Regions from separate parts of the Homo sapiens genome. Here region 1 is linked to region 2. A link is an interaction called in ENCODE POLR2A ChIA-PET data of the cell type or tissue named here. Cell type or tissue: Panc1. All regions are shown on one strand. Each heading gives the region's core, and the rest is flanking DNA. Links, peaks and the distances in the headings are about the cores only.

The links. Peaks named below come from ENCODE experiments on the same cell type or tissue, not always from the same donor. Only the 100,000 strongest peaks of a DNase experiment are listed, where the experiment ranks them.
Region 1: POLR2A ChIA-PET joins it to region 2 with 13 read pairs; 3 of 35 experiments call an interaction of 5 or more read pairs at or near these places.

The regions. Positions count from the first base shown.
Region 1 is chr3:171,780,802-171,796,908 of GRCh38, reverse strand. All of the region lies in intron 1 of PLD1 (phospholipase D1), which reads left to right. Among named protein-coding and RNA genes, the nearest start is that of PLD1, 22 kb to the left of the region's middle. In Panc1, for the core only: CTCF peaks have their summits at 7,436 and 7,635; no DNase peak of the experiment used is centred there; H3K27ac peaks cover 5,897 bases.
Region 2 is chr3:171,718,770-171,734,876 of GRCh38, reverse strand. It overlaps PLD1 (phospholipase D1), which reads left to right. Exons shown (of 27, transcript NM_002662.5): 5 at 1-12; 6 at 1,368-1,433; 7 at 8,801-8,859; 8 at 10,089-10,181. Among named protein-coding and RNA genes, the nearest start is that of PLD1, 84 kb to the left of the region's middle. RefSeq lists an enhancer at 15,633-16,107. In Panc1, for the core only: no CTCF peak of the experiment used is centred there; no DNase peak of the experiment used is centred there.

The DNA of each region.
Region 1 (16,107 bases), core at 3,343-11,342, 61 kb before region 2:
GGGAGAATCAGGAATTATTGAGGCAGCCCCATCCAGAAGCAAGGATAGGCTGAAGAAGAGCATGAAGATGGGAGGGATACAGTCATGTGATGCATCTGTAGCAGAAGCCACAGATTTGGTAGTTGATTGGTTCCTGAAAATGAGAGAGAGGGAAGAGTCAAGGGAGAGTGAGGATTCAAAGTCTGAATTGTTGGTGAAGAGTGTTGGTAATGGCTGGATCTCTCAGAAGAAATAATGGATAAGAAAAAGAACCTCCTGGGCCTTGGTTTCTTCAGGAGAGGAGTGGACTAGATACTCTTAAAGGTTTCTTTGTAATTGTAATTAAGGGTTTGAGGGTTTTTGGTTGTCTGAAATATGATAGAACACAGTAGTACAAAAAGTTAATGGCTTATGTATAACAGGCATTCGTATATTTGTTGATTAGTTGATCCATGACAATCATTAGCTCTGAAATAGTTACATCTGCAAATAGTCTTCTTTCTCAGCTCTTCATTTTGCTATGGTTTTCTTAGTATGTTGACTTACTCTTCCTCCCATTTTATAAACTATGAATATCAACCTTTTTTTGATATGTGCTCTATGTATATATTTTAAACAAGTACAGCAGGTAATTTAAACATCTCTTTGGCTATTTCTTACATCATAATAATCACACCATATATGGAGATATTTATACACAACTCTGTCTTTCCCACTGGATCATAAACTCCTTTTGGGTAAGGGACATATCTTACTCATTTTCGTCTTCTTCACTGCACTCATCGTAAATACTTACAAAAAGTGGACAGCAAATGTTTGGGGAACTGGATTGAATCATTGGGTAAGAGTAAATTACTATCTGTTCTTTTGGGAGAGACCAATGTCTCAGACAATAAAGAGCAATAGTTTAAAGGGAAATGGAAGTCCATATATCCTAGGAAGTAGAAAGAGGAAACACATTTAATTCAGTAGACTCTCAAAACTAGAATAGAGATATTCATGGACACTTTAGGGACTAGAAGCAGAAGCCCATAAAAAGTAGCACAGTGTTTAGCTCTATCTAAATTAACTATTGAAAACCTTGGGCCAGACCTTTCCATTCTGGGCCTCAATTTTCTCCTTTGTAATATTGAGGTTGTACTAAATTACAAAGTTTTAGAACTCTCTGAACACCCTTTTGGGAAGAATTCTAAGCAGAGGGAATAGCATGAGTAAAACACAAGAAATGGGTAAGAGTATGTGTGTTCTTTGTGACTGGGTGTGATGTGCTAGGAAATTAAGCAGGAATGGCAGGTGGAGGCCTTGTTTCAGAGGGCCATTTCTCCTAAGATAAGGAGCCTGGACCCACCCTATGATGATAGGTGGTGTCTTGTGCAGAGATTTGTGCCAGGTGGTTTAATTGGGAATGGCATCCAGGGAGCAGGGGTGAAAGACCAGAGACAGTCATCTAGGGAAGGAGGCAATGGTAATACAAGGAACCAATATTGGAGCATCATTGCTATAGGCAGCTGGTTGCTTTATTCCAAGAGATTATCTGAGAAGTTTTATGAAATGCACTCAGCACAGTTTATGTAGAGAAAAAAAGGGAGAAGCTTTTATCCATGTTTCTTGTCTCCCATTGAATAAAGGCGGCCCCACTTCTGGATTGCACATGTATGACTGCCAGGTTCCCATGGGCGACACATGAAACAGCAACAGAGGAGTCTAGGGGTGAGTGGGCCTGTCAGTTTGCACTTGTGTGAAGCTGGTTAAATTCTTCATGGAACTGGTTGCGATGGCAATGCAGGAATAAGAAGCAAGTTTGAGAGGATTTGAAGTAGTCCGTAAAAGGAGGCCAATGAAGGGAGCTATTGAGAGATTTTAAACAAAGGAACACCTAATCAGAATGATATAATGGTGTGCTTGTAAGTGTTTAACAACCAGCTCTCCAGAAAATGTGCATGCGCATATGTCTATTATAAATTGTACTGATACAAAAGATGTGTTGCACACAATTACAAGTAGTAATAAAATACTCTTTATCATTAAATCTATATAGCTAATTGATTTAGACAGATTTCTGTTGGTTTTTTTTGAACTCTTGTATCCATAGCCTAGTCATGGTTACAATTGATGAAAGAACATATTGATATTTTCTTTTTATATTATTGTATAATTTGAAAGTGAAGCAGCAAAGGTGTATCCCAAAACTTTACTTGTTCAGGGAACATCTTCTTTATGAATTGTCCAGTACTTTTTTTTTTTAATACTAGAGGAATATTTCCTCAGTTTTTTGTTTTATTCACGATGTAACTACTACAAGCACCAGGCATTTTATTAACATTTTCTCTATCACCTCCTAAGGCCTAGACAATTAGCAAAACAGAAACGATGTGATTATAGTGTTTGTCAATTTCAGTATGAAACTACCCTCATCATGGCCAGTATCAAGTTATGGTGAATTGGGAAAAGATGCACGGTAGAAGCACAACACAACATTATGTAGTCTTTTCACATCCAGTAGTCTCCCCTCATCCAAGGGGGATATGCCCCAAGACCCCCAATGGATGCCTGACATCTCAAACAGTACTGAACCCTATACACGCTATGATTTTTTTCCCTATACATACATACCTATGATAAAATGTAATATATAAATTAGGTACAGTAAGAGATTAACAATAACTAATAACAAAATAGAAGAGTTATAATGGTATACTATAATAAAAATTATGTGAATGTGATCTCTCTTTTTCTCTCTCTCTCAAAATATCTTATTGTACAGTACTTTTCTTTTTTTTTTTTTGAGATGGATTCTTGCTCCCCTCGTGTAGGCTGGAGTGCAGTGGCACGATCTCGGCTCACCGCAACCTCCACCTCCCAGGTTCAAGCGATTCTCCTTCCTCAGCCTCCCGAGTAGCTGGGATTATAGGCGTGTGCCACCACGCCCGGCTAATTTTTATATTTTTAGTAGAGACGGGGTTTTGCCATGTTGGCCAGGCTGGTCTCAAACTCATGATCTCAGGTTATCCATGCGCCTCGGCCTCCGAAAATGCTGCGATTATAGGCGTGAGCCACCACTCCCAGCCCCTTCTTGTGATGATGTGAGATGATAAAATGCCTGTGTGAAGATGAAGTGAGGCGAATAACCTAGGCAGTGTGACATAAGTGGAAAACGCCAGAAATAAACAATTCATGTTATAAATTGTGCACCATTCTGAGTAGTGTGATGAAATCTTGCACTCCTCCATTCCATCCTGCCAGCATTGCCAGTCACTCGGTGGCCATCTCTGTGATCAGATTAACAGTGGTTTTATCAGTATCATAGGGCTTATGTTCAAGTAACTGTATTTTACTTAATAATGGCTACAAAGTGCAAAAGTAGCGATATAATATTTTTGGACCATGGTTGACTGCAGGTAACTGAAATTTTAGTTACATGAAACCACAGATAAGGGGGGACTGCACTACACATAAAATAGGCATAAGTAACCTCAAGACAATAGACATTATTAAAATATAGAAAAGTAATAAAGAAGTGATAAATGGAGAACTTTTGCTTTAATATAATTTATTGTAAGTTTATATAATTTAATTTTTAGTAACTTCAATTTTTAATATTTTAATTTTTAATGATTTATGTGTTTAACAACTGACTCACAAAATTGCTGAAAATTTCCCAATCTTGATGAAAATTTCCCAGTCTGCTCTCAGGAGCCTATATGAGCCAGCCCAGAATACCACTGGAGTTATAATTTTAGAAGATTACCTTGGTAGCAATCTGTAGAAATGTTTTGTAGGGGAGCTACAGTAGGGATCAAAAGTGGAGACAGATTACGAAATGTCTTCAGACCCTGCCAGCATGAGGGTTCAAATGATGTCTAGTCAGTGGAGATCACGCAAATTTCACTGGTTTGTGTTCCCACGTGGATCCGTAGGACCTTCAATGCAAGTCTCCTTCAGGTATTCCTGGTGGTATCTTGGCATTGTCTCACATGTGTTTTGAGAGCCCCACTTCCTTGGGGAGTCTTCCGCTTTGGCTTCCTTGTTGATGACCGTGGGCCAAAGGGCTTTGTGTGTGAGGCTCCACCTCAGCCATAGCTGGTGTCCTCCTGAAGAGGATTTATGCCAAAAGGAGTCACATGCCAGGACTTGTTTTTTTCAAGTTTGCAAATCTGGGGGGAGGGTGGGGCTCTAGAAAGATGCTGGAACCTGGTATGTGCCCTGCAGAAATGTCCTTGACTCCTTTTGTCACCAGGAGCCTAAATTTACTGTGTTTCTCTGTGACTCACAGAGGCAGGGGGAAAGACAATCCTCTCCACTTCTTCCTGCAGCTACTTGCTCCATCAGCCTCAGCCAGTCTGGGGCTGGGCAGGGAAACAGGCCCTCTTCCTTCTCCTGGTTTGTCCCCTGGTTTGCTCAGCGAGACCTTCGTGTCTGAGGGCCCCCTTCTCACCTTGCAGATCAGCTGGTGTGGTACTGAATGCCTGATGGATGGCCAGGGGCCCCTGATCCATCTGCATTCCCAGAATATAAGAATCTCATTTGGGGCCACCCAGCCCCCACTACTCTTAGTATATGAAATAAGGTGGAATAGATAAGAGGATGGAACTGGCCCCTGGGTGCATGATGGGGCCAATAACGGAGGTACAGGGTGCATATGTGGCTGGGCTGTGAGACAGGGAAAGAGGATGGAATTGAGATGCAAGGTAGAAAAGCATGACTATGTTCAGTTTGGGACTTGATGAAATAGATACTGGTAGGACAGTTCACTAGGCACTGGGCCTTCAGGAGAAAGAGAAGAAAGGAATGGTGGCATTGGGAGTAGTAAAGCTGTGGGTATGAATGAGTATCTATGAGACTCACCTCCCTGTGAGGACATAGAATGAGGAGACACAGTCTACAGGTAGACTAGGTCGAGTTCAGAAGCCTGAAGAACACCAGTGTTTAAGGGATGGTGTTGGGAAAGGGAGCCAGGCCAGCCAGAGAGGAATGTTCCGGAACTCTGAAAGGAAGGAAATGGCAGGAACAAAGGAGCTGGGGCACAACAGTGGTGACTCACACTGGGAACACTTCGGCCCATTGTGTTTATGCTTATAGTTTCCCAAGTTTATCTTTTCAGGGTTATGATTACGTTAACCTCACCTCCCTCCCTCCCTCTAAAACAAAACAAAAAAAAAGGAGTGAAAGACTCTTCAGTATTATGAATGGCCCCAGGTGAGGAAGACATCTGACACGTTTATATCATGTCAATACTTCGATCCAGCCTTTTACAGTCAGTGTGAGGAGAAAACACATTTACTTGAAGCTAAAGGAATAGGAAGTGTCAGCTTTTTCCTGTTTGATGTTTCTTGTTGTGTTTTCCATATTAATCACTTCATTTTCCCCTTGGTCACAGGCCTGATATTTTTTTCCCTACACATGTCAGCTGCCTAGTGTGTCAGGCAGTTTTTCACCGTGATATAGAGACACAATAGAGCTGGAGCTGGCAAGGTGACTGCCAGAAATGTGTGTCACTCTTGATGGTTATGTTCACGAGCATCCAGAAAGCCCAGTGCTCCTGAACTGAATTATAGGCTTTGAAATGACCATGTGGTTTGCATTCGGCAAAAAAATATACCCCAGACATGTGCAAGGGTTGTTGGTTTGGGGAAAATTAGATGACTCCAACATGAAAAGACAGAGCCTATCTAAAGAGATAGGCTAGTGTGAGGTTTTTTTACAGCACAAATCTGTTGAATAAGTGGATTTGGATGTAACCACAGGCTTGCCATATGAAATTCTATTCCATGGGAATTAAAGTTTGTGGCTTTGTGAAGGCATTTGTTGCAGACTATGAAAAGTTCTCATATTCTTTTGCCAAAACACAGAAACATGGAGAAATACGAAAAAGCTTTTACTGTGGCTGTCTCCTCTAATCCTCTTAAACACTTAATGTGTCCTATGTACATAGCAGTGAAATTAAATACAGCTATTCCTGATAACGTAGCAACTTAGATGTAAAAGTCTACTGCTAAGGGAATAGGAAGACTAAAGAAAACAATTCTTATATCAGTTAGGAATTGTGTTTCACTACAAGTATCAGAGCCCCCAGGTAGTGGCTTTATTTCTCATGTATAAACAGTCCAGAAGTAGTCCGTTGGGAGCTGGCATGACGGCTCTAGAAGTCATCAGTCTCTAGAGCTCTCCAATCTGCCACCTCCAGGATGTGGCCCTTGTCTGAGATGGCTGCTGGGGCTCTCAACATCATATTTACATTACAGACAGAGAATAGAGGAAGAGGAGCATGCCAGCTTCCTTTGCAGGCCCTGTCTCATAATTCCAGTACTCCCAATTACATCTCATTGGCCAGAGCTTAGTAACATAGCCACACCTCACTGTGCATCTCTAAATTATCATAAATCTCATTTTTTGAAAAATTAACTCACAATCTTCTCTTCTCCTGGCCATTATTGCAAGAGATTGGGAGAGAGCTAGTACAAGAGTGAGATTCTTTAGTGTCTTTCTGGGTGATTCCACGCCAAGAGGTCTTCCTCTGTGTCCTCACAACAGTAATAACCGTAACATCATGAATCAGTCAGGGTTTACCAGAGATGCAGACTTAGTAGGTTACATGCATTAAGGGATTTATTACAAGGAATTGGCTTCCTCAATTGTGGGACTGGCTAAACAAGCTTGAAATCCACAGGGCAACCAGTCAGGCAGGTAGACCATGAGCAGGCTGGATCCCTGTGAGTGGAGCTGAAGCTTGGAGTCTCTGAATCCAGGGAGGGCCTAAGCCCTCTTTTAAAGGACTTTCAGCTGATTACCTCAGTTCTACTCAGGATAATCTCCCTTTTGACTAACTAAAATCAACTGATTACATACCTTACATCTGCAAAATCCCTTCACAGCAGCAGTAGATTAGTACTTGATTGAATAACTAGGTAAAGGCATGTGTGTACATGCATGCTGCAAAATGTTGCTGTCTCCTTTCTTTTCCCCACCTCTTAGGAGAGAATATCCTTTGACCCTACGTGGAAGCCTACAAGAAGGGGAATTCTGGGCAATGTGGTTCAGCCCAGCCACATCACATACTATTATTTAGTAGTCATGAAGAGAGAGACATAGGTAAAAACAGCAGTTAGTATTTCTTCATTCTGATATCTGGCAGCAAGTGAGTGATGCTACCATTATCGGCTAAAATCAGGAACTGGTATTAATGCATTTTGTTTTGTTTTGTTTTCTGCTTTATTCTCCTCTGTCATAGACAGTGAAGAGTAAGTGAAGAATTTGAGGGTCATCAGCCATTGTGAACTCATCAAAGTTAGTAGCACTTAAAATTTGCTTTTAAAATGAATGGAAAGATGTCCAAGTTTTCAATAGCACAAATATTTTTTTCTCATTTGTACCTTTTTTTTGTCTTTTGTATACAGATATTCCCACTCTGGCCACTGCCCAAAGGGGCTCTTATCTGAGGAATACTGCTGACTTCGTGTACCTAGTTTTACAGAGCCATCTTTCTGAAGCATAAATTAGATTACATTATTCTACAGCTTAAATCCCTCCATGAACTTCCCATCACCCAAGAGTGGATCTGAAACGCCTTAGAGTGTCATTCAAGACCCTTCTGTATGTGGCTGCCATGCATTTTTTTCAACTTTATTTCCAGCCTTGCAATGTACATACATCCATCTCTGTCCCACGCCCTCTGCAGGGCTTTTTGGTTCCAGAACGTGCCATGTGCTTTTCTCCTTTGGAGCTCTTTGAATAGGATGCCCTTCCTCCCTTGTCTGCCTGTAGATAGAAAAATCCTGTGCATTGGTGAGTTGGCCCTGACCACCATTTTCTTAGCATGCTGAATTACTTCTGTTCCCCTCTGTGTTTGCACAGCTTTGTTTGTGCACAGTAGACTTTTGGCTGGGCCATGTAGACTGCCTCCTCCATGAGTTTGCCAGCTTTTTGAGGACAATGTCTGTTTTATTCATCCTCGAATTCTCAGTGCCTAGCAGAGTGCATAGCACAGGGTAGTTATGCAATACATATTGGAGTAAAGGAATACAGTTCAAAAAAACAGTCTCATTAACAGATGCAAACCAACTCCTCTCATGACGCAGAGAATCTAAGCTCAAACAAATTACCAGAGTTGGCAGTTGAAGTACTATATATAGACAGAACTTAATAAATGCTTTTCTTTGTCTTAAGCCTTTGATGACAGTGATGTGTTTTTATGAACGTAGATAACCACAAGCAGATGTGTCAAAGCTCTTTTGTCCAGGAATAAACTGAGTTTCGTCATCATCTTGACAGTACTTTCCTGGATGAGTGTTCAGGAAACATGAAAAGTTTTTAAACAATTCAACAAATGTGTAATAAAAGTTTGTTACCTTGTTTTATTTGTTGTTATATTGTCTCTTGGCTTGAGTTTTTATTTGGGAAGCTAATAGAGAGACGGGATATTAGAAAACCAGAGGCAAACTGCTTGGTTTATTGAAGCACTAACTGAATGAATGCAGGTATACGAGTAATCCAGGAATCCCATGCATTAAGGAAAAATTTATTTCTATCACCTCTGTATTGTTGTTACCTTGTGAACCTGGCTTGGTTTTTTCAGCAGTTGGTAAACTGATAAGCCTGTTTCTCACTCTGTCATTCATCTCATCAGTTTACCAGCCCAGAAATACTCCTTTCAGTCTTTACAAAAAAAAAAAAAAAAAAAAAGAAGTGCAGATGCACTCACAAACACAAAAGTTAATTTATTATTATTTTTTTTTTTTTGAGATGGATTTTTGCTCTTGTCACAAGGCTGGAGTGCAATGACGCGATCTCAGCTCACAGCAACCTCAACCTCCCGGGCTCAAGTGATTCTCTGGAGCAGCTGGGATTACAGGCGTGTACCACCATGCCCAGCTAATTTTTGTATTTTTAGTAGAAATGGGGTTTCACCATGTTGGCCAGGCTGGTCTCAAACTCCTGATCCCAGGTGATCCACCAGCCTCAGCCTCCCAAAGTGCTGGGAGTATAGGCATGAGCCACTGCTGCACCCGGCTGAATTTTTTTCTTGAGGCTGACAATCATACAATTTTTTTTTTCTTACAAAATATTTTTCTAGTTTTTTTTTTCTTAAAAAAAACCAAGTTGGTTCTAATAATATCTAAATTTCATTAAATTACCAGGGAAAAAATATTTTCTTTTCCTAAATGAGAATTCAGTGATAATATGCTTGCTGCTCCATAGAAGGTGGCTGTTCTTTAACTTGTATCAACCTTCCTTGTTTGTACCATGCCCCCAACACACATACACATACCACACCATACCATGAATATTAACAAGGGAAAAATGGCCTGAATTTTATTTTCTGGGTATGATGACATTCAAATGAGTTATAAAATATGCAAATGTATTTTAGATTCCTTTCTTGGTGCACAAATCCATAACATTTTTCTCCTAGGTTGATAATATGGTCATGAAGTTCTTGGGTGCTGCATTTTGTACAACCAGCTCTTGCAATGTGAGAGAACCATCATCCACTTGGGGGCACCCAGGTACTTAATGAAAAAAAAAGAAGGCATTGCCAAGAGAAAGTAATTTGATCACAAAAATAAGGGAAAATACTCAGGGTAGATAATCTATTCCAACATAACAAATCCAGAAAGTAGGCCTGTGTTGTACAGAGATGACCATGCCCTACAGACACCTAATGTACCATACAGACTCGGTAAAACCCTGGTCAGCTACCTGTTAGTTGGTACTTCAGCACAGGCATGTAGCCTGAGAGACAGAGGGGCCCAGAGGTGGACAAGCAGAATGGGCATTGATTGGGAAGAGAATTCAACTGTAAGCTTTCCAGGGCAGGGACCATGTTTGGTTGACTCTCTGTTGTGTGCTGGGTGCCTAGCACTCTACTGTAGATATGAACTCAGTAATATTTGTTTAATGAATGGCTGGCTGGATGAATTGAGTGAATCTAGGAGGAATTTAACAGGAAATGGATGGACAGAGACTGAAGGTTTAAAGCAGTGATAACTTACCGATGAAGGGAGTTAGTTAGCATGAGGCATCACTACGGAGGCACTGCACGTATTGAAAGATCTATTTGATTGGCTAGAATGTTTGCATAAGAGATAAGAATTCATAAGGAAATTCCCATGTTACCTATTCTAGTTGCAGTTTTGTCAGATGAGATATTTTGTGATATTTATTATATATAAAATATATTTCTTTAAATGTTGATTTGTATTTTGAGTAAGTAATTAAACGACACAGAAGCTCAACTGACATGGAAGTTTAAATTACAAATTTTATGGTGCCATCCCGAACAGTAATGTTGCTTTGAGCAAAAGAAATTCTGAAATGCTGTTTGAGTCCTCAAACAGTATTCAATTATGATAAAAATATTCTAGTGCTCCTAATTCTTTATTCTGTCTAATTCTTTGAGATTAGAATAATTCTAATACTTTGGATATCCAAGTATCTGCTTAGACAGCTCGATTGCTGCATTTCTCTCTGACTCTGGGCAGACAGGATTCTATAATGCAGAATCAGTCTTACCAGCCATTTCCAGATGGACTTGAGGGTGGCTGCTCCTTGGTTTAGAAAGACAATCTTACTGGATCTTTTCTTTATCTTCCTGGACTCAGAAATTCACTTTTATTAGTTCAGCCAGGGATAAATGAATCCTACAGGTTTGCTTAAAATCAGATTCACTGGGATTGATGAAGAGCAGGATAATAGTTTATTTATTCTGAGAAATTGCTATTTCCAAATAGTTGGAAAAGTTTATTGGTGGGTAATTATTCTTCTGCCAGGAAAATGTGCCACGAACCTACATTAAGGTGACAAGATTGCTTTATTCTGCTGAGCAGAATAAAGGGAGCCTGATGGCCTTAATCCTATAATACTGTTTCCAGTTTGGAAAGTCAACCCAAGAAACATTTATTGAGGGCCTACTGCATGTGAAGGAAAGGAAGCTGGCAGTTATTGAACCCCTCCTGTGTGGTAAGCACTGTTTAGTGCTTTAACACTTTGGTTTTTACATGCTTGTTGCATTTAATCCCATTGAATGGGTAAATCACTGTAGAGAGTACAGGGCTGAAAGAAGCAGCCTCTGCCCACAGGGATGTTCTAGACCTGTACTGTCCAGTATATTGTCCCCTAGCCACACGTGGTTATTTGAGAATTGAAATGTGGCCAGTCCAAGTTGAAATGTGCTCTAAGTGTAAAATAGACACTGGAGGCTGGGCGTGGTGGCTCACGCCTATAATCCCAGCACTTTGGGAGGCCAAGGCGGGCAGATCATGAGGTCAGGAGTTCAAGACCAGCTTGAACAACATGGTGAAACCCCGTCTCTACTAAAAATACAAAAATTAGCTTGCCGTGGTGGCACGTGCCTGTAATGCGAGCTACTCGGGAGGCTGAGGGAGGAGAATCGCTTGAACCAGGGAGTCGGAGATTGCCATGAGCTGAGATCATGCCAGTGCACTCCAGCCTGGGCATCGGAGCAAGACTCCATCTAAAAAAAAAAAAAAAAATAGACACTGGATTTCCTAGTACACAAGAAATGTAAAATATCTCATTAATAATTTTTGTGTGGATCACATTTTGACATGACACAGTATTTTGGTAAATTAGGTTAAATAAACTCATTAAATTATTTTCACCTATTTCATTGTACTTTTGATGTGGCTACTAGAAAATTTAAAATTATATATGTGGCTCACTTTTGTAACTCATACCGTATTCGGTCGGAATAGAGAACAGAATAGAGGTAAGACATAAACATAAATTGTTGAGATCTAGGCTCTCTTCCAACCTTATGACAAGCATTTAAATTGGAGTAAACATTTCAAAGGATACTTTGGCAGTATCCCACAACAATAAAATCTGGATCTGTACAGGACTTACTGTAGTATTCCTGTAGTACTCTGTCTGTACTTCAGAGACAGAATGCCGAGCTTAAAATAGGTGCACCTAACACTGTATTTAACTTTTCCTTATGATTCCGTCTAAAATATGTATTTGTATGTTATTAGCTGTTAATTGACTATAATATGCCAGGCACTGTGTGAGGTGTCCACTACAATGGTAAATATGGAGATCCAGATTCAAATATTAGATGATTCTCTCTAAGGGGGGAGTTTCTATAGATATTTGCTATCTATAGGTAGCTATGATACCAGATACAAAGTGATAGATGCCTTATGTGTGGCAGGTAAAAAGCTTTGGTGGTTCTAGAGGAGTGTGGTCACTGTCTGGCTTGGAGCCTGTGTTTGAGCTGGAGCTTGAAGAAAAATAGGATGTCTATGGAAAGATTGGGCAGGTTGCAGTGGTGGTGATCCAGGGGAGGGAACAGCAAGAGGAAAAGCTCAGAGATGAGACATTCTTTGGGAAGAATGGGGCTAATTCATTTGCCTGGGACATGGCATGTGTGCAGGGGAATGATAAGAGACTGGACTTTAATAGTGGAAGGTCAGGCTAGGGAATCTGGACTTTTTTTCCTGGGTACTTAAATGTTATTCAAATGGTTTCTTAAATACACAATTAGCGGTCCCTCTAAAATTCTGAATGCCTGAACACGTGCTACTGTCTTTTTTTTTTTTTTCCTTCTGAGAATGAGGTGACTTAGTGCTTACATGTTTTTAAAATAAATTCTCTTGAAATAATTACTTTGAGACTAGTTTCTTCAAATCCTCCAAATGTGGTATTTGTTTTGTTCCAAGCAGCAACATGTGCTTTTTAGGAGTGAGAACTATAAGACACAAAGAGTTGAGCTGAGACAGGAGGATACATTTTTCTCTGATAGCCAATTTGTTGAAGGGTTCAAAAATTACACCAGCTCTTTATGTGTCTTATATTTCCCATTCTATGAAAGAAAATCACTTCCGTAGAAGTTATTTTTAAGAATATGAAGTCAAATAATACCCCTGGGTCTTGAAAAGACCAAATGGGTACACATACTATCCAGACACAGAGAGTATAAGACAAGAGTCCTGAAAATGCTGGAGAGTGTTACAGTTAAGAGGGTGGGCTGGGCGCAGTGGCTCACACCTGTAATCCCAGCACTTTGGTAGCCTAAGGCAGGCAGATCACTTGAGCCAGGAATTTGAAACCAGCCTGGGCAACATAGGGAGACTGCATCTCTACAAAAACATCACTACAAAAATTAGTCGAGTGTGATGGTGCGTGCCTGTAGTCCCAGCTACTCGGGAGGATGAGGTGGGAAAATCACTAGAGCCTGAGAGGCAGAGGTTGTAGTGAACCGTGATTGTACTACTGTACTCCAGCCTTGGTGACAGAGCAAGACCCTGTCTCAATAAACAAACAAATAAACAGGCAAACAAACAAACAAACCCTATCTCAATCAATAAAATAAAATAAAAAAAACAGGAGTCAAACATTTAGATTTAAATCCCAGCTCTACCATCTGCCAACTTTTATGCTCTGTCTTGTAATATCCTCAGATCAACACTTTTACGTCCACTCCTTTGACTCTGCCACCTTTTTACTTTCCATTAATGCCCTGTGTAGTCTAACTTTCCACTTTACTCACCTTATCTGCTTGGTCCACTGTTGTGGTTACTCTACTTGCCTCTCTCCTCTTTCTATCCTAGTCTCCTGCAAAACACAACCCTGGTTAAAATCACAGTTACTCAGGCATAACTCTACACTTTCTTCCAAACCACGGAGCATTCCTGGAAAACACACACACAACACTCTGATGACATTAAATTAATCACGCCACCCTCCACCCCTGCCTCCACTGATACTCAGCCCTCTCTGGCAACCCTACTTCCCTAGTAAACTCACTCTCCCAGGTGACTATTTCACACCTTTGTTTCTTTCCTCAAACCCCTAACATCCCTTCCCAGACTCTCTCTTTCAGCCATGGATCTTACTGCTTATATCACTGGGAAACTAGAAGCAGTTTCCCAGCTCCCATATTCTCTTGCATCCATCCATCATCTGTCCCCCATCCCCTGCTCTTTACCATGGACAAACGTGCATCCTCCTGGTTGACATCCATTGCACCCCAGTGGACCCCATCTGTTGCTCTTGCCTGTTCAGAACTCTGCTTCCATAGTTTCTGCCCACTAGCTTCATTAAAGTTCCTCTTTTTACAGGATCATTCTTATTCAAACATTCCATAATGTCTTCCTTCTTTACAAATACCTCCTCTTAATTCTTCATCTCCCTCCAGATTTGCCTCATATCTTTGTTCCTCTTTAAAGCAAAACTCTGATAAGTTGTCAGTTCTCACTGTCTCCAATTCCTTACCCCACATTCTCTTCTAACAACATCTTGTAAACATTTCAAACATGCAGGAAAGTTGAAAGAATGTTAAGGTGAACACCCATAAGCCACCACCTAGATTCTACAATCAATAGTTTGCTTTATTGCTTGAACATACGTCTTGTCACCCATCTATCCCTTTATCCTTTCATCAATTCAATTTATGTTTTGGATACATTTTAAAGTAAGTTGCAGGCATCAGTACACTCACTCCTAAACATTTCAGGGTACATATGATTAATTTCCTTCCCTATTTGTTTATAGTTCTCTTTTGAAGTAAAATTTATATACACTGAAATGCTCAAATCTTTAGTGTACCATTCAGAGTTCTGAAAAATGCATGTACCACCTCTGCAATCCAAACCCTTTTCAAGGTACAGAACATGACCATCGCCACAGAAAGTTCCCTCATGTTGCTTCCCAGTTAGTCCCCAGACCACCCTCTTATGCTCTGCCAGAGGCAACCACTGTTTTGATTTTTTTCCCACAATATGTTATTTTTGCCTTTCTAGAAGATTAACAAAATTGAATCATACAATGTATGTACTCTTTTATGTAAGGCTTCTTTCACTCAGCGTAATGTTTCTGAGATGTATTCATATCATGTGTATCAGTCATTCATTCCTTTCTGAGTGAATCCATTCCTTTCTGAGCTGCTGAGTATCATTCCATTGTTTGATGATACAACAGGTTGTTTATTCATTTTTCTACGGGTGGATGCCTGAGTTGCTTCCAGATTTTGACTATGGTGAATGGAGTCTTTTTTTGTGGCTGTGTTTTCTTTTCTCTTGGATAAATACTTTGGAATGAAATAACTGGGTCATAGGATAGGTGCATATTTAGTTTTATAAACAACGGCTAGACTTTTTTCTAAGCTGGTTGTAGTTTTACACTGTGACCCATGGTGAATGAGAGTTGTGCTGTCTCTGTATCCTTGCCAGCATTTGGGTTTGACGGTCTTTTTAATGTTTACTCGTTCTGGTGGGGATGTAGCAGTACCTCATTGCGTTTTTCTTAAATTTCCCTGGTGAATATTAACATGGAGCACTTTTTCATATGCTTAGTGATCACGAGTCTGTCTTCCTTTGTGGATGTCCAGTCAAATCTTTTGCTCACTTTTATCGAATTGTAGGCATTCATTATGTATTATAAAATATTAGTTCTTTGTCAGATATATGATTTGCACATATTTTATCCCAGGCTGTGGCTTTCTTATTTATTTTTTCAATGATGACTTTAGATGAACAGAAATTTTGAACTTTGGCTAAGTCTGTTTTTTTTTCTTTTTATGTTGATTGCTTTCTAAGCCATATCTAAAAGCTTTATAATTTTAGTTTTTACATTTATGTCTATGATCCATCTCAATTTTTGAGTGTGGTGTGAGGTCATGGTTGAGATTTATTTATTTTTGCTATATAGATATTTAGTTTTTTTTTTTTACCATCATTTGTTAATAAGTCATTTTTTTTCTCTATTGGATTTTTCTCTTACCTTCATGAAAATCGAGTGACCATGTAAGTGTGCATCTATTTCTGAGCTCTCTATCCTGTTGTATTGATCTATTTGTTGATCCTGTACTAGTACCACACTGTCCTGGTTACTATAGACTTACTACGATGTCTTGAAGTCAGGTAGTGTTAAGTCCTCCAACTTTAGTTTTATTTTTTTTATGGTTGCTCTGGATATTCTAAATCCTTTGAATTTCTATACACATTTAAGAATGAGATTATTAATTTGTACAAAAAAGCTTGATGAGTTTATAATTGGTATTGTGTTGGATCTATAGATCAGTTTGTGGAGAACAGAAAATTTAACAATATTTGGTCTTTTAATCCGTGAACACGGTATATCCACTTATTTAGGTCTTTAATTTCTCTCAGC
Region 2 (16,107 bases), core at 2,534-10,533:
CTTGGTAGAAGAGTAAGTTTCTTCACTATTCTGTGGTTTTAAACCTAATTTTGCAGTGCTGTAGAAACACAGCATCTACTGAGGGGTGAAGTAGGCCTGGCTACAACTCCTCTCATCCACTCATTGATCCCCAGGCTGGTTTAGCTTTTCTGGAACTAGTTAGGCAGTCCCTTCTTTCCCCAAGCCATACAGTGCATTTTCTCAGAAGAGGAAGAGCGTTCTTGGTTAGGCCTTGACATTATGAAGAAGCTGTTCTCCCTGCTAGAATCTCCTTGGGCTTATTGTGAGTCAAAGATTGAACTCATTGTTGTGGGTTTTGAGATCTACTCTTTTAAAATAATATTTTCCATACATAAGTTTCCGTGTTTGTAATAGCCCATCTTAAATATATGTAAAATCTCATTCCTAAACTATAGATGGAGCAGTTAGGGCCTGAGAAGAGTCTGACGGAGTACAGACAGGCACAGCACTGGGACAGAAAACTCCAGAGGAGGGGCACTTCTGCCTGCTCTGCTTCCAAGATGGGTGCTGCAGAGTGTGGACAATTAATTTTTTTTACTAGAAAATGAACAAGTGTTTGTTAATTTCTGTCAGTTCTGTTTTGTAATCTGAAATGTTTATGTTCCAGAGGGAATGTTTGATTTCTCCTTTGTAGTTGTCATCTTGTTTAAAATCTTTGTAGGCATCTGGACCAAATATTTTCCAAGATACCTAGACATATAAAATTATATAGTTTTGGTTTACTGTGTGCACATGTATGAATTCAACTGAAAATGACACTTAGTGATTCAGCAAAAGCATGCTGGATTTTACATCATGGTCAATATGATTGACATATGTTGCTCCAGTGCCCCAAGCCTATATCCCTCTACTCCCCTGCTGCCTCCACACACAGTTTAGCATATTTAAAATCAGTACATTCTACTAGAAAGTCTTTTAACCTTTCTCCACCTTTGTTTCCTGAAAAGCTGTTTAAAATTTGTAGTGTATCTTTCAGTAAGTTCAGTGTTAGAATTGAAAAAAAAATGAAAGTTTTTGGTAATATCAACAAATGCTTTAAAACAACTTATAGCAAGTCCTGCTATAATAGCTATATACATATAATAGGGCTTGTCAGCAGTTTATAGAAGACCTAAGCATATGGAAAGTTAAACAGTAAGAAGATATTTAAATAATAGTTCAAGAGAAATATGGAAATAACACCTTAATGCTATTCAGGATTCCTTGCTCCATGATTATATTAATAAATAATTGAATAACTTGTAGAAGTTAAGATGAAAATGATGATCTCATCATTGTCACTACTGTTTAATTTTTAAAAATAAATATGACCATGTTAACACTTATCTAAAATATTTGCATTACAGAAACAACTGGAAGATTACTTGACAAAGATACTAAAAATGCCCATGTATAGAAACTATCATGCCACAGTAAGTACTAGTCAGTGATTTAAGTTTGGAGTAATTTTCACTATAGTAAATTGTCAGCTAAATTTTGGATCATTTTAATAACACAAGTGATTGTATCCACACCTACATTCGTCCTTGCATTAAAATAAATTAAGTGAATACAAAGTTGATTTTACAGCAAGGATCCAGTTTACAGTGGTGTGACGCTGTTTTAAAAAGTTGAGTAGAACTTAATATGTCTATAACAATAGATTTAAATGAACTTGAAATCCTGCTATAGGCTAGATTATCTAGAAATCAACCTTCTTCTCTTCTCAGGTTTCCAGGATAATGCCAAAAAGCATTTTTTAGCTACAAAGAGTAACTGTTGAGTAGTAAGTGATGAAAACAGTTGAGTGGAGTTGAATGCCTGAAGATTTTGTGGTGCGTAGGGCGATTGCCATCTGATTGGTTTGTCATGCCTGTTAAAGGCATGTCTTTTCATGTGAAAGTGAGAAGCATGAGAAAAGCTAGGAAAGAAAAAACCCTTGAGGAATCCAAGTAAAGAAAGAAGAGGCGATGGGGCTTAGATGCAGCCACAGAGATTAAGCTTGGGGTATGCAGCTGGCAAGCAGGGAGGGAGTGGGTTTTCTAGTGTCAGCAAACAAGTAGCTCTGCACTATTAAAGGTGGGGTGTTTTTAAAGGTTTAGCCTTCAATTATTCAGAGGCCTGGATAACTGAGAATGCATGGTTTATCGTATGTATGTATGCATTTGTATGAATTGTATGGTTATGGGGGCTGTATGCATCTATATTATATATGTGCAGAACTCTAGAGTTGGTGCAATTGTGATTTGTCCGCTAGTTTAGAGAATGGCATCACATAAACACATAAACTGAAACAGTAAAGACTTTAGTGTATTTTGGAGAGGATGCAAGAGCATTTGGCTCTGCGAGTTTCTCATGACAGGAGCTGCCTTCCTGCTGCCTTGCAGCACATGGTTTGGAGTCTGGTCCAAATATACATCCAGCTGTCCCATTACACACAGGTGACCTGGATCCAGGTCACTACCTGCCTCCAGCAGCAGCTTGCACTGGGGCATTCAATGGACTTGAGGGAGCTTCTATGTCTTCATAAACCTGGAGAAGGGTTTTCTCAGGAAAACAGGAATTTGGGTTGCACCAGAGGATCTCAAGAGAAGGATGATGGGAGGCAGGGGTTTCTTTTCTTCTAGGACTCAGGAACTTGTATTGTTGAAATAACAATGAATAAGGATACTACTACTATTGTTAATAAAAATGATACCTCCTGTTGTGTTGTCTGAAATCCGACATGCTATTTTCTTTAACAGACAACTATTTAAATGTGTATTAGTATCCATATGCAATAATTTTCCATTTCTTTTACTTTTCTGCCTGCCTGTGACTTTACTTTTACTATTTCTTTTGGCTGTAACCATTCTTGGTGAGTTCATTCTTCTCTTTTCATGTACTTTTCTACATTTGGGATTCTACTGTTGACTAAAGAATGTTTAGATTTAAAAAGTGTTCTTTTTAATGACTTTTCCAGTCATAAAAATATTTTCAAAGTTAGGCCATGTTGTATTTAGAAATCCCAGAGTGACCTGTAAACATTTCCTTTGGAAGGGAAAGCCTCATTAGCAACTGACTGTGAATAGATTCTCCTCTCATTTTCTTTTTTTTTTCTTTTTTGGGATGGAGTCTTGCTCTGTTTCCCAGGCTGGAGTGCAGTGGCATGATCTCGGCTCACTGCAACCGCCGCCTCCCGGGTTCAAGTGATTCCCCTGCCTCAGCCTCCCAAGTAGCTGGGACTACAGGTGGGATTACAGCAAATTTTTGTATTTTTAGTAGAGACGAGGTTTCACCATGTTGGCCAGGATGATTTCGATCCCTTGACCTTGTGATCCGCCCGCCTCTGCCTCCCAAAGTGCTGAGATTACAGGCGTGAGCCACCGTGCCCAGCCTCCCTCTCATTTTCGATGGTTACTGAGATTATTCTCTCCAACAGCTGAATTGTTCAATATGATTCAAGCATAGGATACAATTTGATATACATTAATTCTCTAACATTCTTTTTCTTTAAATGTAGTCTGGCCTAAAGACTAGATCTGTAGACCTCTGCCTCATATTTGTGAAATGAGATTGGAATTTACATGTTTTCTTCAATAATTGTGAGAAATACTAAAAAAGTATCTGTTAAAAAATGCTTTACTGTCTGTAAAAAGCATATTAAAAGTTATTTTAACATGTATATAATAAATTTATACTTTTATAAGTATAAAACAAACCTATTTTAAGTTAATTCAGGTCCATAAGCAGATAGAATCATGGATCATAGGTCAAGGGACTGAATAGGATATGTTCTTAATCTCTATAGGGCCATCCAGATCTGTATTTGGAATAAGTGTGTTTAACAAATAGCTCAAGTGATTCTTATCATCAGGAGTTTGAGAACTAAACTAAAATGCTATGATCAGCTTAGAAATGTCTTGGTAAAGTTAGACCACTTTAAAAAGTGGAGACAGGGCTGGGCGCAGTGGCTCATGCCTGCAATCCCAGCATTTTGGGAGGCCAAGGCAGGTGGATAACCTGAGGTCAGGAGTTCGAGACCAGCCTGGACAACATGGTGAAACCTCATCTCTACTAAAAATACAAACATTAGCTAGGCGTGGTGGTGGGCGCCTTTAATCCCAGCTACTTGGGAGGCTGAGACAGAAGAATCGCTTGAACCCGGGAGGCGGAGGTTGCAGCGAGCCACAGTTGCGCCACTGCACTCCAGCCTGGGTTATAGAGGAAGACTCTGCCAAAAAAAAAAAAGTGGAGATAGATTTATTATAAAGGTGTTTGTATAATAGGATTTTCCCCAAAGGAATTTGGTTTAGGGTTCTAAGCACTGACATTATTTTTCTTAAGTAGCCTCTGAAATTAGACATGGACAGTTCTTTCCTCTCACTTTTATACAGCCATTGGTTGGGTTTGTGCTCAGACCTTCTCTCCCATGATTATGAAGACTTCCTCTGCTTTTAATTCTTTTTTTTTTTTTCCTTCTTGTGGTTCTGCAAAGGAGAGCATCCTAGTGTTTTAGTGTAGTCATGATCAGACAGTTGCCTCAGAGACCATTGGTGATTTGTTCAGTTTTCTTTGCTCATTTGTAAAATGGGGACAAATGTATTTCCTCTTTACCCTAAGCATAAATATGTAAAAAAATAGCAATATCTGAGTTGTGTAATAACATACAAAAAAATCTCAAACAAGAATTCCTTTTGTATTCTGAAATTGTATTAGTGCTGGCTGTAGTAGAGAACTCACTAGCTAGGCATTTTAATTAGTAACTGGAAAATGCTTATCTTCCAGGGAATTAAAATCAGAGGAATAAGGAGCAATAAATGTACCTTTTTCATACCTGAGATTAAAATCTAGAAATGGAACAAATTGTACAATTTCCAAGAGAAGGGCCCTAAGGTGATAGGATCGTATCTCTACCTTGAAGTAAATCATTTAACTTATGTGACTCAGATTTCTTATCCCCAAGAAGGTGATTAGCTTGAAATCCTTGGGTAAAACATCCCACAGATCAATAATACTGAGTTCACCTCTCCCTTGTTTTGTAGAATGAACTTTAACTTGAGGGGAAGAGTAGGTAAAGAATAAACGTGCACACAGTGTTTTCATTCCAACAGGGAAAAGCTATACTAATTTGAACAGCTGCATCTTCAAATTAAGGGAAATATTTTCTTTCTTATGATTGAGTCTTAGCGTTGAGAAGGACTTTAGGCCTTTGCCCAGCCTCCCAGTTTCCTTCATAGATTAGATGTCCTCTTTGTTCCCTGCCTTTCCTGGAGTACCTGAGTCTACAAGGACATTGCCCAACTCAATGCTCTTACCTTCCTTGTATCTGATAATTTCCCACCTGGCCATTTACTTGAGTTTTTGCTACCTGGTAAATAAAAGGAGCCTCTGAAAGTCACCCTTCTCTTACAATACAAGGATGGGTGGAAGGGGCAGTGTGTACGTGATTGCCAAGTAATTTTCAGGATTTTTTGTTACCCCTAGGGCTTGTTGCTTGTCTCTTGGCATGGAAATATTTTTGCTTCTCTGTTTCTCTAACGTTTTTAGTATCCAATTGGTAGATCATGTTGGAATTTTTTACTTGAGACCACTTTCCACCTAGTGCCAAGAACATTATTGCATTGCAACATTATTTCAATTGTATTCATATTTTACAAATTCCTTTGCCAAAAAAACAAAGACAAAAAGGTATTGATTATACATTACTCAAAAGATCAATGGAATAAGCCCTGCGAAATGCCGTTAGGCTAAATTGATCTTTAAATTCTTATTCCTGAGAATCACTTGCCCAAATGGATAATGGAATTCTTATCACTGAAGATGTACTAAGAAGTTTGGACAACATCATCTTTGTTAAATTTCAATTTTTATTAGTTAGGTTTGCCTCTCAGTTGACCCTGACACATTTACTTTCAATTTGATAACTCTGTATTAGAAAAACGTTTATTGCCAGATTTTTTTTTCTGTATAATAGGCCTGGTTCCTTCTGGAAATCTCTCTCCAGTCAAACTTTACTAAGCCATTAGGATAAATTAAATTTCATATTAATGTGTAACTTTCAATTTTCTACATTATTAATGTGTCTACTTAGCTGAGATTCTTTACGCTTAGCAATTTTGTTATGATATACTCCAAAAGTTATGATTTCTGAATGATTTCAGAGAATATTTCTGTTGTCAACTATTTGATGATAACAGCTATGTAAATAAGAAAATATCCAGGCATTAGATTAGTGGCTTCCTTGATTTTTGTTTTCATTTCCTATTCTTCCCTTCGGTTGTTCTGGGACTTTGCATAAGTTAGTTATGCCTCTGTAGTAGACTATAGTCTTCAAATGTAAACTAGGACTGACATTATTTGTCTGCTCTCCAGAGATAAAAGTTATGACTCAGGATTTTAAAATATTTTGGATTTTATGGCTGGCAATCTGTGAATCATTTCCAATAACCCATAGGATTACCTTTTCCAATTAAGAAGCATTTTCACAAACCAGATAAAAATGCATGATACTGAATCACTGTTTTATATAAGAAATGAAATGTAAAGACCTTGAGGTGTTTTTTGTTTGTTTGTTTGTTTTTGAGACAGTCCTGCTGTGTTGCCCAGGCTGGAGTGCAGGGGCACGATCTCCGCTCACTGCAACCTCTGCCTCCCGGGTTCAAGTGATTCTCCTGCCTCAGCCTCTGCCTCCTGAGTAGCTGGGATTACGGGCATGCACCACCACACCTGGCTAATTTTTGTATTTTTAGTAGAGATGGGGTTTTGCCATGTTGGCCAGGCTGGTCTTGAACTCTTGACCTCAAGTGATCCACCCACCTCAGCCTTCCAAAATGCTGGGATTACAGGCGTGAGCCACTATGCCTGACTGAGACCTTGACTTTTTAAATTCTCAATTTAAAAAATGCTGTATGAAGATACCTTTGACTTAGGATTTTAAAAAGATATTTAAGTCCTTTTGAATTTTAAAGACCTATTTTCTGCAAATAACCCCAAGAAAAGAGAAAAATGCAAGCATTTAAATGAACCTTACAAGGATGGACGCCTTGAGATATTTGTAATTTTTTTTTACAAGAGTAGTGTTAGATATGTCCAATCACATATAAAACTTACATGGAAAACTTTTGTTTTACTAATCCCATTTACAAACCTAGATCAAATGCCCCTGCCTCTGTGATGTCATGTCAGCTGGGAAGTGGTTGCCCTCCACTATTCTATAACTCTGTAACTACTTTCACATGTATCTAGTGTGGTTCATCCCACAGAACTTCATTGAGGGTAGTGTTTTCCATATCTGGTCTCCCGTCTGCTTCCTAATGCTGGGAGAGTATCTTTTTAGTCTTTGTTGGTCTATCAAGGCTGCTATTGACATGGCCTAAGGAACTGATCTTATTGTTGGTCACTTTTCAAAACGATCTGCAAATCTGCATATGCTAAACATTATGTAATGTTGATTTGTTTTTCCCTTCTATGCCTCCACATTTACATCTAGCTTTCACCTACCTAGAATATGCAAGGAACTCAATTTGAATTAGATAAATGTTGAATGACATTTTGCTCTTCCAGCTTGGTTTTGAGGGCGCTGACTTTGGTCTGACTTCATAATGAGTTAACCATACTGAGTTAATCCCTTCTTAACTATGTGATCTTGGACAACTTACTTGACTTCTCTAAAACAGAGGCCTGCAAACTAGGGCCCGTGGACCAAATCCTGCCCATTGCCCATTGCCTGTTTTTGTATGTTCTGTGAACTAAGAATAGTTTTTATATTTTTAAGTGGTTGAAAAAAAATCAAAAGAATAATATTTTGTGACACATAAAATTAGATTATCTTCATATTTTATATCCATAAATAAGGTTTTATTGGAACACAGCCACAGTTATTCGTTTATGTATGCGTCTATGGCTATTTCCGTGCTACAACAGCAGAGCGAAGTAGATGCAAAATGGAATGTATGCCCACAAAGCCCAAAATATTTACTGTCTGGCTCTTTGCAGAAAATATTTGCTTACCCTTACACTAAACCTCAGTTTCGTCTTCTGTACAATGGGAAAAGTAGCACCTGCTTCAAAGGGGTTTGAGATAATGCATGAAAAATGGTTAGCATAACACCAACTCATAGTTAGCACTCAGTAAACACAGCCACAGTTGTTGTTATAATATTTACAGTTTTTAACCTTCTAATACAGTGAAGGTGGGCCTAAAATTCTCTTCCTCTTCAACTCATTAAAAATAATTCTTTTCATTATGCCTGATGTTCAAAGCCCTCCCCATTCTCTTTTCAGCCTGTTTAATTTTTTATTCTTTTCCTTCATCTTATTCACTGTAACCCAACTGTACATCCTATAACCTTTTTGACCTTCTGTTCTAGCCCCCCATTCATCTCCCATTTCACACTGTGGGCCCAAATCCAGTCCATCTTCCAGATCCTGCACCAATATCACTTGCTTCTCACATTCTTTTATTGTTTGAGTGTACACTGTGCCACACAATATCCATCCCGTGCAACAAAAACAAACATGAAAGAATATTGAGAATAAACTCTCTCTCTCTCTCTCTCCAAGCTTCTTGAGCATTTTATCTCTATGTATTAAGGCACACATCTCTCTCTTCAGATTTAGAAGATCTAGTAGGATGTGTCTTCATTGTTTATATACTCCTAATCTGCACTCTTTTAGTGCAATGCCATTATTATTGATCTGTGTAGTCTGTGGAGCACACCAAACAGTATATACACACAGCTATACCTAATACATGTTTTTTAATGCATAAATTTGAATTGTTTTGCTTGCTAAAGATGGATTTTTTGCTTCTTTTCAGACAGAGTTTCTTGATATAAGCCAGCTGTCTTTCATCCATGATTTGGGACCAAAGGGCATGTAAGTTGCAATAAACCTTAAAAGAGAAGTATGAAAAATTGATTTGCATTCACACTTAACGTAGCAGCATGCCATGGTGATGGAGTCCTCCTGGCTTTACTGCTAGCTTCTCTTCTCCCCAGTAGTTAGAGCAACTGATGGAATTATTCATACAAATCAGAGCATCTCCTGTGATAAACAACGGTAGCAACTGCTCCACTGTCTTTGTCACGTGCTTACAGCACAGATTCTTTCTAACCCAACAGTGGAAGTGTTCAATACCTATAGCAAGTCTGATGTGTAGGAGAATACATTAAAAATCAAATATATAAGATCTCCTTTTACAATCCCTTATAAAGTTAAATGTTTACTACTCATTTTGATGATTATTTTAAAATAATACTATGTAAAATATGTTTTATAGCCAGATGAAAGTTTATAATTTTCCTTCACAATATTAGAGCTTGAAAACATAAAGAGCTTAACTTTCAAGTTCTAGTTAAGAGCATTGTTAGTAGTTGTTTCAAAAAAAGTTTTTTTTAAAGTTTAGCCTTTGTTATTGCTTTTTCTTGTCAAATTTTTCAGAATTAAGATATACTGTTTTCAAAACTAGTAGCTGTGCTCTGCTTCCTTTGGCATGGCTCAACTAGCTCAACTAGTTTGCTAGAACTGGGTGTGAAGAGACACAGAGATGTCCTGGAATCTGTGGGTGAGATGCACCATGGTCTCAACAGCAGGTGGACCATCCCTGTGCAGGCATGTGGAAATGCATGGAGTCTTTTTTAGTTTGTCACAGTGTCACAATGTTGAGGAGGGAACACTCAACATTTTTTTATATTTATATATATTTATTATACTTTAAGTTCTAGGGTACATGTGCACAACGTGCGGGTTTGTTACATATGTATACATGTGCCATGTTGGTGTGCTGCACCCATTAATGACGAGTTAACGGGAACACTCAACATTTAGAGCCAGGAGACAGGATGCTTAAGGTCCTGTGTAGTGCACAACAGAATCACACTGCCCCGAATGCTGAAGGGGCTATATCTCACCAGTGTATTTTAGGGTTCGCCTCTAGGGTACCCGGCCTAACAGGGCACTGAGCTAGTTGAGAGCGAGGAGGAGAGAGTAGGGAGGAAAGTCATGTGAGAATGAGATGGTTTATTTAGTCCCATGTTGGGAGGCTGTACGAGCTAAGTGGGAGTGGGAAATTTGAAGGTGATGGGTTAATTTTCTGTCTCTTTCAGAGAAGGTATGATAATGAAAAGATCTGGAGGACACAGAATACCAGGCTTGAATTGCTGTGGTCAGGGAAGAGCCTGCTACAGATGGTCAAAAAGGTAGGAATTAGTGAGTTTTGTGTATTTGTTTGTTTTAATACACTGGGTATTTGGGCTAGTTTTACATACCAGTTTTAAATTATAAATCCTTTAAAAGCAATGGCAGAACAAATTTTTAATTATATTTTAAAATCCAAATTCCAGCATCCATTTAAATATTCTACCCAAAGCTGAACTTGTAGGCAAAGTGTACAGATTATATTCATGAAAACCCAAGGACAAAGAACGCACAAATTGGCCAGCCAAAGAAGACGTACAAATGGCCAATAAGTATACGAAAAGATGCTCAACGTTATTAGTCATTATGGAAATGTAAGTCAAATCCACAATGAGATACAATTTCACACCCATAAGGATGGCTATAATCAAAGAGATGGACAATAACAAATGGTGGTGAGGGTGTAGAGAAACTAGAATATTTTCTGTAGAGAAACCGCAGATATTGTTAATGGAAATGTAAAATGGTGCAGCCACTTTGGAAAACAGTCTGGCAGTTCTTTAAACTGTTAAACATAGTTACCACATGTCCCAGCAATTCCAGGGATTCACCTAGGAGAACTGAAAAAATATGTCTACAATAGAACTTTTCTATAGCAGTATTATAATAGCAGTATTATGGATAATAGCCTTACAAGTGGAAACAATTCTAATGTTCATCAATTGATGAATGGATAAACAAAATGTGGTATTCCTATAGAGTGGAATATTATCCAGCCATAAAAGGAATAAATCACATCAAGTTAAAAAGCTTCTGCACAGCAAAGGAAACAGTCAACAAAGTGAAGAGATAAACCACAGAATGGGAGAAAATACCTACAAACTACCTATCTGATAAGGGATTAACAACCAGAAAGAACTCTATAGGAAAAAAATCTAATAATCTGATTTAAAAATGGACAAAAGATCTGAATATACGTTTCTTGAAAGAAAACATACCAATGGCAAACAGGTGTATGAAAAGGTGCTCAATATCATTGATCATCAGAGAAATGCAAATGAAAACTACAATGAGATATCATCTCACCCCAGTTAAAATGGCTTTTATCAAAAAGACAGGCAATAACATACTGGTGAGGATGTGGAGAAAAGGGAACCCTCATACACTGTTGATGGGAATGTAAATTAGTACGACGACTACGGAGAACAGTTTGGAGGTTCCTCAAAAAACTCAAAATAGAGCTACCATATGATCTAGCAGTTCCACGTCTAGGTATATACCCAAAAGAAGGAAATCAGTATATCAAAGATATATCTGCACTTCCATCTGTGTTGAAGCACTATTCACAATAGCCAAGATTTGGAAGCAACCCAGGTGTTCATCAACAGATGAATGGATAAAGAAAATGTACATACACATGATGGGGTACTATCCAGCCATAGAAAAGAATGAGATCCCGTCATTGCAACATGGATGGATCTAGAGGTCATTATGTTTAGTTAAATAAGCCAGGCACAGAAAGACAATCTTCACATGTTCTCAGTTACTAGTAGGAGCTAAAAATTAAAACAACTGAACTCATGGAGATTTTATCAGAGGCTGGGAAAGGCAGTGTGGAGGGGGATAGTGGGGATGGTTAATGGATACAAACAAATAGGATAATTAAGATCTAGTATTTGATAGCACAACAGGTGACTATAGTCAATACTAATTTAATTGTATGTTTTACAATAACTATAAAAGAGTATGAGTTGTTTGTAACATAAAGGATAATGCTTGAGGTGATGGATACCCCATTTATCCTGATGTTATTATTACACATTATATGCTTGTATCAAAGTATCTCATATACCCCATAAATATATAAACCTACTATGTACCCACAGAAATTAAAAATACATTAAAAAAAGAGAAATGAAGACCATTCATGGTCATGGAGTTTCTTTATGGGGTGATGAAAATATTCTGAAATAAGACGGTAGTGCCGGTTGCACAACTCTGTCAATATGCTAAAAACCATCGCATTGTGAACTTTTAAAAGGTACGTTTTATGATATGTGAATTACATCTGAATAAAAATCTAAAAATTAAATGGAAAAGGATATGAAGTTCTGATACATGCTACAATGTGGATGAACCTTGAAAACAGGATAAATGAAAACATCCAGATACAAAAAGGCACATGTTTTATCATTCTTATTTATAAGAAATTTTCAGAATAGACAAATCTGTAGAGACGGAAGTAGATAAAGGGTTTCCAGGGAATGGGAAGGAGGTTGCTTTCTACTAATTTGATACTGGTATGGGGTTTATTTTTGGGCCAATGAAGATATTTTGGAACTAGATAGTGGTGATGGTTATACAACTTTGTGAATATACCAAAAATCAAACTGAACTGTACACTTTAACAAAAACTTAAGTAAAATTGTGCAGACTTCAGGGATGATAATTTTACACTTATATTTCTGAAAAATGTTTATCATGGTAAGCGTAATATAGACAGAAAACATTATTTTATATCTTACGTCTTACCAACTAAAAACTCCTTGAGGAACAATATTCTCATCTGATTCTTATCTGTATCCCCCAAGTTTGGCACATAATAGACAGTAACTGTTGCAATAACAATGTACTGGGATTTTGAAAAACTATTAAAACACTGAAGAAATCAATTATAAATATTTTATATCTGTATATAATATTTCCCCCAAATTGAAAATGATAAATGTGTTTATGTTTAAATGTGGAATTGAGCTATGTGTATATTCAAAATATATAAAATTAATACTGGCATCCACCTTTACACACACCGATTTAAGATATACTACCAACAAAAAAATACCATTAAGCTGGGCCTTTACTTTCTGGGATTTGAAGGGACAGAAGAAATTACAAGGAAAAGATCAGAAGATTAAACTAAAGAAAACTGAAAATTTTTGTAAGGGAAAAAAGTTTTTTTTCTTTTTTTTTTTCTGAGATGGAGTCTTGATCTGTCGCTGGGAGAGAAGTTTTACTAAAATAAGAAGGGAAATAATATACTAAAAAAAGTATTTGCCTTCAAATACACTTCTCTAACTTTTAGAAACTTGGGGATTCCTTCTGACCACTCCTCCCTAGTCGTTAACTTTGCCCAAATCAGCTGCTACATGCCAACCACAGTTTTCAGACTGTAACCTTAAGCATTTGTGATTCTTTGACCAAAAATTCTGTAGGCTGTCAGAACCCACCTGTCTGTGTGCACAGCAGTCTGGGAAGTGTCAACAGCTCCCAGGAGCAGCCATCAGCCAAGAACTGATCGGAGTCCAGCCCCATCCTCCTCAGTTGGGGTGACTCTGCAGCAGTCTCTACACTGTCTCCCAGAACTCCTTAGCTGGCTTACAGCACAGCTGCCCACAATAAAAAGCATGAAAATACACTCTCTGTGGCTTCCTTCCTTGCTCTTTCTTTCTATCCTTCCCTAATTGGTGCTTCCTGGTGCCACTGTCTTAAACTCTTTTATACACGTATATCCGTATCTCAGAGTTTACTTCTGGGACAACCCAACCTAAGGCGTCTACTCAAGGAATGGAAGCCATGGTCTGGTTTATTCAGTCATTTTTCGAGTGCCTAATGTATGCCAGATGGTGGCATACTCCTGTGAAAACAGTAGTGAACAAGATGAAGTCTCTGCCCTCATGGAGTTCTGTTAGAGGGGAAATGCAGGCACTAAGCCGACAATTAATGTAAATTGTATAAATTCAGGTAGCGATGAGAGCTTTAAAGGGGAAAAATGGTTTGTGAGGGATCTGGGGATTGCAGAGGGTGACTTTAGCTCTGGGAGTCAAGGAAAGGCTCCCTGAAAAACTGACGTTTGGATTTAACCCTTATGAGAAGCAACAGCTAGGAAAGGTGAGGGAAAGGCTTTGTTACACAAAATAAATATGCCCCCTCTTTTTAAACTTTGGATTAAATCATAAGTCAACTGGGACAATCTAAAAAGATACGATCCTCCCTGGAATGAAATGTGTCATCACTGTAAATTGTGTAAATCATTCTGTGAAGATTAAAGCCCTGGTTCCATATTAATAAATATTTCCTGAGTCACATTTTTGGGATTTAAAATACCAGAAAGCATATATAGATGATAACATATAATTTAGAAAGTTTCTCACAGTGGAAGACTTTTTTTTTTTTTTGAGACGGAGTCTTGCTCTGTCGCCTAGGCTGGAGTGCAGCGGCCTGATCTCCGCTCACTGCAAGCTCCGCCTCCCAGATTCATGCCGTTCTCCTGCCTCAGGCTCTCCGAGTAGCTGGGACTACAGGCGCCCGGCATGACGCCCGGCTAATTTTTTGTATTTTTAGTAGAGACGGGGTTTCACTGTGGTCTCAATCTCCTAACCTCGTGATCCGCCCGCCTCGGCTCCCAAAGTGTTGGGATTACAAGCGTGAGCCACCGCGCCCGGCCTTTTTTTTTTTTTTTTTTTTGAGACAGGGTCTCACCTTGTCACCAAGGCTGGAGTGCAGTGGTATGATCTCGGCTCACTGCAGCCTCGACCTCCTGAGCTCAAGCGATCCTCCCACCTCAGCCCCCTAGATAGCAGGGATACAGGTGCATACCACCGCACCTGGATAAATTTTGTATTTTTTGTAAAGATGGGGTTTTACCATATTGCCCAGGCTGGTCTTGAACTCCTGAGCTCAAGTGATCTGCCCACCTTGGCCTTCCAAAGTGCTGGGATTACAGGCGGGAGGCACAGCACCTGGCCAAGACGACTATTTTATTAATGTCTAAATGAGACTTACTTTTAAAGATGACACTCCTTCATAACTTTTTTTCATTTGTACCCATAAAAATACATTCTGATCACTTGTTAATTTATTCTACGTTGACAAATTGTAGTAAGGCAAACAAGGAAATTGAATTTTCAGTTAGGTCTCATAATGACCTTATCTGAGAGATGAGTTTTAAAAAAAGACAAACAGAGATCCTACAATCTAAAACATCTGCTTAAACAGCACATTTATTGAGAAACTTCTCTGCACCTGGTCGTAAGTTAAGTTTCTTATGTCAAATAATGTCTTAAGAAAAAGAGATGTATAGACGTTAACAAATAAATTTAGCATTTATTAGGGTGGTACAAAAGTAATTGTGGTTTTTGCCATTACTTTTAATTCCTTAGCACTTTCTTACTTAGTGTTTACTTTAGTGAACTATGAGCTGTGCCAATAATTAAAATTTTTAGACAGTGATAGTGTCTAAATGGTTTTATTTACTCTCTGGAATCCATTCATGCAGCCATTATTTAGGCGAGATGGTGGCCTTGCCTGAAAGCTTGCTCTGGGCTGCTAGAAGATAGTTCTAGGCATTGAACAGATAGTAGTAGACATGACAGCCACATTTCCTGTTCCCAGGGACCTTACGCTGTACTGTAGGAGACAGACAATAAACAAGAAGACAAATACTTCCAGATGTGCTACAAAGAAGCTAAATCAAGACAACATGATGGAGGAGAGTTGGGGGTGATGAGGCAGGGATGGTGGAGAACAGCTTTTTTTTGAATCCAGTAGCCTGCTTGTAGAGGGATTTTTAAGGAGAGGTTTGATTGACAAGAAGAGACCATCCATGGAATTGCCTAGAAGAAACAGTTTTTACGCAGAGGAACAGCAACGATAGAGCCCAAAGAAGAAGACTGGCAAGTCTAAAGAAGAACCAACATTGACTAACATTGTGAGAGACAATAGTAGATGAGGCTGAGAAGGGGAGGGCTGGCTCAAGTGGGCTTATCTGCATTTGAATGCCATGGCAAGTAGTAACACAGGCAGGAGGTATCTTTTTAAAACAGACGGTAATCTCACATGGTTTAGAACAAGATTAGTTATAATAGTTCGCATGTATTGGGGCCAGGCACTGTGCTAAGCATGTGCATGAGTTATCTCAGTTAATTCTTTATGAATACTTATGAACTAGATGTTGCTGTTAGGTCCTCATGTTATATGTCTTATGTTATC